Regions from separate parts of the Homo sapiens genome. Here all the other regions are linked to region 1. The links are chromatin contacts, found by Hi-C or POLR2A ChIA-PET in ENCODE. All regions are on one chromosome and are shown on one strand. Each heading gives the region's core, a stretch centred on a gene start or an enhancer-like site at or near the end of the contact. The rest is flanking DNA. Distances are from core to core; before and after follow the strand shown.

Evidence for each region. Hi-C counts contacts between places; a loop is a spot of excess contacts on that map. ChIA-PET counts read pairs that join two places held with the same protein, here RNA polymerase II (POLR2A). Pooled maps may share reads with other maps.
Region 2: a pooled map shows a loop between it and region 1 (8-fold over the local background). The contact joins two enhancer-like sites. A Hi-C loop is called at or near these places in 1 of 37 single-sample maps with no recorded cell type and 4 of 50 pooled maps. POLR2A ChIA-PET finds 5 or more read pairs at or near these places in 1 of 52 experiments (K562).
Region 3: a pooled map shows a loop between it and region 1 (2.7-fold over the local background). The contact joins two enhancer-like sites. A Hi-C loop is called at or near these places in 17 of 168 maps with a recorded cell type or tissue (CD4-positive, alpha-beta T cell, CD8-positive, alpha-beta T cell, IMR-90 and 10 more), 13 of 37 single-sample maps with no recorded cell type and 30 of 50 pooled maps. POLR2A ChIA-PET finds 5 or more read pairs at or near these places in 5 of 52 experiments (Caco-2, Panc1, T-cell and 2 more).

What each region holds. Positions count from the first base shown.
Region 1 is chr1:228,129,846-228,132,413 of GRCh38, reverse strand. No RefSeq gene overlaps it. Among named protein-coding and RNA genes, the nearest start is that of GUK1, 9.1 kb to the left of the region's middle. Within about 2 kb of position 1,278, at least 4 of the 41 ENCODE cell types and tissues checked have a DNase peak (open chromatin) inside an H3K27ac peak, as active enhancers do.
Region 2 is chr1:228,337,102-228,339,669 of GRCh38, reverse strand. OBSCN (obscurin, cytoskeletal calmodulin and titin-interacting RhoGEF) reads right to left here. Exons shown (of 116, transcript NM_001386125.1): 76 at 2,544-2,568; 77 at 2,287-2,426; 78 at 1,526-1,726; 79 at 1,298-1,380; 80 at 644-817. Among named protein-coding and RNA genes, the nearest start is that of TRIM11-AS1, 56 kb to the left of the region's middle. Within about 2 kb of position 1,274, at least 2 of the 41 ENCODE cell types and tissues checked have a DNase peak (open chromatin) inside an H3K27ac peak, as active enhancers do.
Region 3 is chr1:228,281,280-228,283,847 of GRCh38, reverse strand. It overlaps OBSCN (obscurin, cytoskeletal calmodulin and titin-interacting RhoGEF), which reads right to left. Exons shown (of 116, transcript NM_001386125.1): 36 at 1,643-1,915; 37 at 564-830; 38 at 79-345. Among named protein-coding and RNA genes, the nearest start is that of OBSCN-AS1, 69 kb to the right of the region's middle. Within about 2 kb of position 1,283, at least 3 of the 41 ENCODE cell types and tissues checked have a DNase peak (open chromatin) inside an H3K27ac peak, as active enhancers do.

The DNA of each region.
Region 1 (2,568 bases), core at 29-2,528:
AAATTTCCACAAACCATTTATAACCCCTTTGTTAAACAAAAATGTGTTATTCATATCTTTGCTTATCAAACACATCTTTTTTTCCTTGCAGACAGAGTTGTTTTCTTTCTAGTAGTTTAATCCCATATGTTATTACAACTTTTAACTGTTAGAATCTTAATTTCTAGAACACTAGCAAGCATTGTGGTGAACTTATATCAGCATTCACCATTTCATAATTTCTGGAAACAATATTTCATGTTACTAGACCTAAATGCACTTAGCTTTTCTATACCATATAAAAACACGATGCCAAAGTGTTTAAACTTATGCTTAGTAACTAATGTTTCAGTATGCTAACTTACTTAAGACATATTTATACCCATGTGAAGAAAGTGTCTGGATAAAGTCCATCTGCCAAACCCTGAGTGGCCCATTAGGCAGGTCAGAATGGCCAAGGGCTGTTCACACTGGCTTTCCAGCATTGATTTCAAAGCAGGTCTGGCAGGTCAGGTAAGCCCTTTTTAGCAAGTCCATTGACGTGGCCCCACCAGTACTATTCATAAAGGTGATCCTCTTTTCCATAGCCCCATGGCTCAATTCATGCATAATACTTAACAGAAATTTCATGGAGAAAAGTACAGGTAAAAGTAAAAGGACAGGCCTTTTACTTGGTCCACACCAGAGTTCCTCTCTATCACTGAACCATCAGCCTGTATTTTTCCCGTTGTGGTTTTTTTGGCCTCTGGTGCTGGATAATGTTCATCTTTAGTCATGGTTCTAAGATCATCCTTTGAAAATCTTTCCAGCTGGAAAATTACACCTTATGTCTTCATAAGAGGAAGAGAGACCACCCCCCTCACCATATGATGTCCCGAGCCACCTCCCTTAGGACTCTGCAGGGAGTCCCCACCAGCAAGAAGGCCCTCACCAGATATGCCCCCTTGACTTTGGACTTCCTAGCCTCCAGAACTGTGAGAAATCCGTAGGACTCTTAAGGGCAGCATTCTTAGCAACATTCTCAGCAAGGTAGTATCCTCTAGCCTCCACGGAGTCTAGTTTCAAATGGCCTGGAACCTTTATCATGGCCACAGCAGCAGGTATTTGTATTGCATATAATAAATCATAAGGTTCATTATTGAAAGTGAGGAAACCTGTTTCCACAACATTCCAAAATCATGAGCAACTCCAAATACTTACCTGCTATCTGTGTAATGGTTAGCAGATTTCCCCTTAGCGAGAAAGCAGGCTCCAGTGAGGGCAAATAGCTCCACCTGCTGGGCTCAAGTGGCTGAAGGTCAAGAGGCTGCTTTCCCAACCTCAAAGCAAGTGGGCGTAGCATGACCTGCAGGATATTCACCGCGATCATCCTGCAGGTATGAGCTATCTGTGAACCGGGATAGTTTCACATAGTCCAGGGGAGTTTTCTGTAAATCCTTTCGGGAAATCAAAAGATGATCCACTGGCCGGGCGCGTTGGCTCACGCCTGTAATTCCAGCACTTCGGGAGGCTGAGGCGGGCGAATCACGAGGTCAGGAGATCGAGACCATCCTGGCTAACACGGTGAAACCCAGTCTCTACTAAAAATACAAAAAAGTTAGCCGGGCGTGGTGGTGGGCGCCTGTGATCCCAGCTGCTTGGAAGGCTGAGGCAGGAGAATGGCGTGAACCTGGGAGGCGGAGCTTTCAGTGAGCCGAGATCGGGCCACTGCACTCCAGCCTGGGCGACAGAGCGAGACTCCGTCTCAAAAAAAAAAAAAAAAAAAAAAAAAAAAAGATGATCCACTAAAATCAGACAGTGGCATCTCATCCCAGAGTAGAGAGGAAGGAGAGTGGTGGGATTAAGTTTATTACAGCAAGAGAAAGTAATATGGGGAGTGGTTAACAGAAGGGTCTCATAAAAGGTGAGGTGGCTAGAAGAAAATGTGGCACAAAAATGGTCCAAGGAGATCCCCTGACGACTTCTTTGGTGGATTTGACCCACAGGGTGGTGGCAGGGATAGCCCTCAGACAAGGAGATCTGCAAGCTCCCAGGTCCCACTGTTCACTGTAGTATCATATGGGAATATGCTGATTTTCATGCTTTTAAAAAATTTTCAATTTAAATTTTCTTCAGAGACAGGGTCTCACTCTGTCACTCAGGCTGGAGTGCAGTGGCGTGATCATAGCTCACTGCAGCCTTCAACTCCTGGGTTCAAGTCATCCTCCCACCACAGCCTCCCAAGTACATGGGACTACAGGTGTGCTACTATGCCTGGCTAATATTTAATTTTTTTGTGGGGGGGGGGGTCTCGTTATGTTGCTAAGCCTAGTCCCAGACTCCTGTCTTAAGTGATCCTCCCACCTCAGCCCCCCAGCCATGGCCAGCTGCGTGCTTCTCAGTTAAAACTGCCAGGGTGCTTCCTTCTTTTTCATGTACAGAAAGGAAAAATTGGGGGTTGTGTCGCTTCTCGGCCTTTTGGCTAAGATCAAGTGAAGAAGAGGAGTTGCCTTAGTCTCCTGTTGATGTGACTGAATACCTGAGACTGGGCAATTTATAAAGAAAAAGAATTTATTTCTCACAGTTCTGGAGGCTAGGAAGTCCAAAGTC
Region 2 (2,568 bases), core at 25-2,524, 210 kb before region 1:
CACAGGCAGGTGGTGGAGGAAGGAGGTGTTGTATGCTATACGCATGCGTGCATGTATTAAAGTGTGCAGATAAAAGGGTGTGCATGTACATGCTGGGTGTGCACATGTGTGCAGAAGTGCATATGCATAGATGTGCAGAGATAGTGTGGGGGCATGTACATATGTGTGTCCATGTGTATAACATATATACATGTACACAGGCATATATGCGTGTGCACGTCTATAGGCATGCACTGTGTGCACATAGGTGATGTGCACGTGTATGTGGGTGTATGTACTGTGTGCATGTGTGTGCATTTACAGATGTGCACATGTGCCATGCACATGGGTGTATGCTGTTAAAGGCTGCACCTGTACACATGTATGTGTTCATGTGTGCACACGTGTGAGGGTGTGCATGCACTTGGGCCTGCGCACATGCCAGTTAGCAGTTGGTGCACCGCAGGCCTTCCCATGAGTAAGCCAGGTACACATGTCTGGGTTTCTGAGGGGAGGGGTGCTGAGGGATAAATCAAGTCAGCACAGGTTCTCTCCCCCCTTGGCTCCAACCCACCTGCAGGAGGCCTGGCCCTACAGTGTGTCCATGCATGGACGTGTGTGTGTGTGTGTGTGTGTGTGTGTGTGTGTGGCCCCACCCACCCACCTGCTGTGGAAGCGGCCGATGTCCCGCACATTGCGGAAGATGACTGCCTTCTGGCCGGCCACAGCTATGGGCACGTGGGGGCAGCGCTCCAGGTGCTGCAGGTGGTGGCTCTGCAGGAACTGCAGCTCCTCCACGAAGGCCTGCTCAGAACTCAGCAGCTCCTGGATCACAGAGCTGGGCAGGAGGGGGCTGCCGTAAGGGACCACGGAGCTCCTGCTTCCCGTGCAGGGACTGTGGGCCACGAGGCCCCCACTCCCTCAGCTGCTAGATGGGAGCGCCTCCTGCTGCGCAGCCTGTTGCCTGCTCGCAGGAAGTGGGAGAGCAGGTGGAGAGAGGCTCCCTCTTGGACAAGGCCGGCCCCAACATCAGGAAGCCACCCAGATGGGTCCTGCCAGCACGAGGCTGGGAGGGCAGCTGCGGGAACCCAGGCAGCTCTGGGCCTGCTCTGCTGTCCTCGGCCCCCACCCGTCCCTAACAGGCTCACACAGGAGCGCTGTTTCAGAGGCCCCCGCAGAGGAATCAGCATGGCCATGACCCCAAGACCTCCAGGGTTAGGTCCTGGACCCAGAGCCAGGGCAAGCGGCCTGCTTCTTTGGGAGACTGTCCAGCTGGTGGGATGCCAGTGCCACCACCTCCGGCCCGGCAGTCACTCACCTCAGCCTTGCCTTGTATTCGTCTTCAGACACAGCCTCCCCAGGGAACTCAGGGGCCTCAGCGGCCCCCCACTCAGGTGACAGCTGGTGAGGGACAGGAGTTTTCTGTTGGGGTACTGAGCTCTGGCCCTGCCCCGCGGGGATCGGGCTCTCGCCCCTCAAATTGGGACGACCCTGCTAGGGGCCTCCGGGACCCCTGAGGACCCCTCCTGCCTGGCCATTCAGATACCTTGAGCCTCCTGTCCAGGTAGGCTGGTGACACCCAGCCCTGCCGTGAGGGGCTGGACTTGGTGGGCTTGGTGCGGACAAGCCAGCGCAGTGGGTGGGCTGCATCCAGGACCTCCACATACTGGCCTTCCCGCAGCGTGATGGCATCCTGCTCAGCCCCTAGGGGCAGGTAGTCAGCGGTGACCACGTAGATGTCAAAGATCTGAGAGAGGGATGGGGGTGCTGAAGTGGTGAGACCCGGGAGGTGCCAGCCGGGCCTGCCGAGATCCTAAGCCACAGGGCAGGGATCCCCAGAGTCAGCGTGCACACGCCCAGTTCCCCCTCCACGCAGAACAGCGGGAATGTGGGAGACCTCCCCTGCCCCACCCCCAACCTTAGAGGTCACCACAGCCCCAGGGTCTCCAGGCCTGGACTGCCTACACTCAGTTACTTGTTTACCTTCTCCCCATCTCCACACCCACCCCAAGCCCTAACAGGGTGCCTGGTACACTGAGGCCTGAGACACATTCTCCATTGAAGGAACAAAGGAGTGAATGAATGAATCAAACAAATGGCTCTCCCAGAAGGCAAGTCTCTGCCGGGCCCCGTGAGGAGAAGACCCTGTTCTCACCAGTTCCTGCCTCCTATGCACCTTGGTGCGGTCCCACCTCCCTAGAGTCCCATGGGGGTCCTGCCTCCTGAGTCCCTCTCCACCCTGCACCTTCTCTTCAGGAAGGTCAGGGCCTCTCCCTGCCCTGCTCCCAGAGGGTTCCAGCCGCCCACCTCGCCTCGGGCATCGCCGTCCTCTGACTCTGAGGAAGACTCCTGGATGCTGGAGGATGGCCGTGATCGGCCATGGCGGGGGGATGCAGATGGTGTCTTGGAGTCCTCATCACTGTCACCTCCGGGCACCTGCAGCTTGGCTGGGGGTGCAAGGATCATGACACCCTGGCCTGCCTCTGGCTCTCCAGGGCTCAGGGGAAGGGCAAACACCCCAGACACACCCCAGGGACCCTGGCACATGGGCTGCTGCCCCTCACCCTGCGTGATCTTGGCCGATACCAT
Region 3 (2,568 bases), core at 34-2,533, 150 kb before region 1:
AAACTGAGGCTGGGCCTGTCCACCTCCAAGTCTCCGTGCCATTCAAAGCCTAGGCCCGAGCACACTTGGCCGCCTCACCTTGCACTAGGAGCTGGGCCCGGGACTGGGCCTGGCCAATGTCGCAGGTATAGGTGTCGCTGTCTGCCTTCTCCAGGGCACTGATGGTGAGCCGCAGGGTCAGGCCCTCCTGGCTGGGCTGGTGCTTCCCTGAGGCCCGTAGCTCCAAGAGGCCCTTGCGCCAGGTCACTGTGGCCGCGGGGTGCTCCGTCTTGCACGTGAACACAGCTGTGCCTTTCTCCTCCACCTGCAGATTGGTCAGCTCCTCTGTGAAGCAGTTTGCTTTTTCTGGGGCAGGGAGATGGAGGCAGAATAGGTGGGGCGTGAGGCCTGCACAGACCCCAGGCCGGCCCCGTTATCTTCCAGGCCCGGCTGCAGAAGCTCTGGGACCTGAGTTGAGCCCTTCCACCTGAGACAGAGCAGCTCAGGCTCCAGGGGTGGCCCCGTGCCCCGCTAGGGCAGAGAGGCCACTCCAGGGCCACGCGTGGGGCTCCTGCGGCATTTACCTTCCACATGGAGGCTGGCTGTGCTCTTGGAAGCCTCCACCTCACACGTGTACTCGCCCGCGTCCTTGAGCGAGGCCCCGCGGATGACCAGCATGGCCATCGTGCCCTCGCAGACCACATCATACTTCTGGCTCTTGCGGATGGCCTTCCTGTCCTTCAGCCAGTGCACGGGCGTTCCCGCCCGTGACAGCTCACAGCGCAGCTCCACGTCCTCCCCTGGCGCCACCCACTGGTCTTCCAGGGGCTTGATGATGGCGGCCGGCCTCTCTGAAGGGAGCAGGGACAGCTGCCCTTGAAGCACAGCCAGGGCCACGGCACCAGCCACAGATGACTGCAGCCACAGCCCCAGCCACCATCTGGGCTACAGCCATAGCCCCAGGCACAGACCCAGCCAAAACCTACCACCTCCACCATGACCAGGATTGGGGCAAGGACAAGCGTTTGACAACATTCACTCTCTGGTGACCAAGACAATAGAACCTGCAACCCCCAAACTCTGGGACCTCGGCCCTCAGGAGCTTCAGAGTCCTGGAATGTTAGTGTCCCCACTGTCACCACGGTGGGACTTGGGAGGCAGGAAGATCAAAAACTACAGAATTTTATCCCCTGGCATCTTTCAGGCCCACACTGGCATCCTCTGAGTGTGCCCCACCGAGCTGCACCAAGTGTGCTCGTCAGGGGCGCGAACTCGGGCGCTGGCGGTGATGTCAGCAGAGCAGGTGGCTGGGGCCTCAGGCCAGTGCTGCCAGACTGGCCCTGTGAGTCACAGCTCTGGGAGCTACCAAGTGCTCAGGGCACTCAGACCACGGATTGGAAAAGAATCCAGGCCTATATCAGAGCTCAGAAAAGAGTGCAACCCCAATTCCACTCGAGAACCGCCCCCAGCATCCAGCAGGTGACTCAGGCCCTGCGGCTTCTAGAAGGGGTGCTCTGCAGCAGCTGGGGGAGGCAGGCCCCAAAAGCCCCCCCCACCAGCTTCTGTAGCCAGGGGGGCCCAGCTCCTGGACTCCTGGGGACAGGCCCAGGGTCCCCACTCCTCAGCCCAGGTGATAAGCCCCCGTCCGGCAGGCCCTGCCTACCTCTGACAATGAGTGAGGCCTTGGAGGTGAGGCCCCGCACAGAGAAGACCACCTCCCCGGCATCACTTGGTGCAGCCTCCCGGACCACCAGGATGTATTTTCGGCCCTGACGTGTGGCCTGGAAGCGGCTGGAGCTGCCCACTGTCTTCCCACCGACTGTCCACATGGCCGGGTCGCTGGCACTCTCGTGGGACAGGACGCACTCAAAGCTGCAGCTTTCCCCTTCCAGCACCTCCATTGTCTTCAGCCTCTTGGTGATGCCCACGTGCAGATCTGCGGGCCATCAGAGACTGTCAGGCCAGGCAAGAGGACAGCACTGCCCTGGGCCAGACCTAGGAAGGGCCAGACCCTGGGAGGGATCAGAGCCCAAGGGACCAGACCCTAGGAGGGATCAGAGCCCACAGGGACCAGACGCCAGGAGGAGCTGGATTCCTTAGAGGGACCAGACCCCACAGGGACCAAACCCTGGGAGGTGCCAGACCCTGGGAGAGGCCAGGCCCTGGGGGACAGGGTGCCACATTGCACCAGCCAATGAGTAGATGCCCCTCTGCTGGAGCTGGCTGCCCCTGGCATCTGCATAACCAACAGCTCTGATCCAATCAGTGTGGCAGGGAGAGGGAGAACCCATGGTCATCACAGGGAGGAGAGGAGGCACAGGACCCCGGATGAGGGGCCTCCAGGCAGGCTAGTCCCAGCTCCAGGACAAACTCACCATGCCTCCTGCCCCTTCCCATCTCGTTACAAGACTGTCAAGGACCAGCAAACAGGCTGGTTACACCACCTGTCACCCACACCAGGATGCCACTGGGACCGGGCACACACACAGAGGGGGCCAGGTAGCCACCCTGCAGTTGAGGGAACTTCCCCTGAAAAGCAGGACAGGTTCCAGGGCACGCACGCCCCCAAGGCTGCAGGGCTGGGTTCAG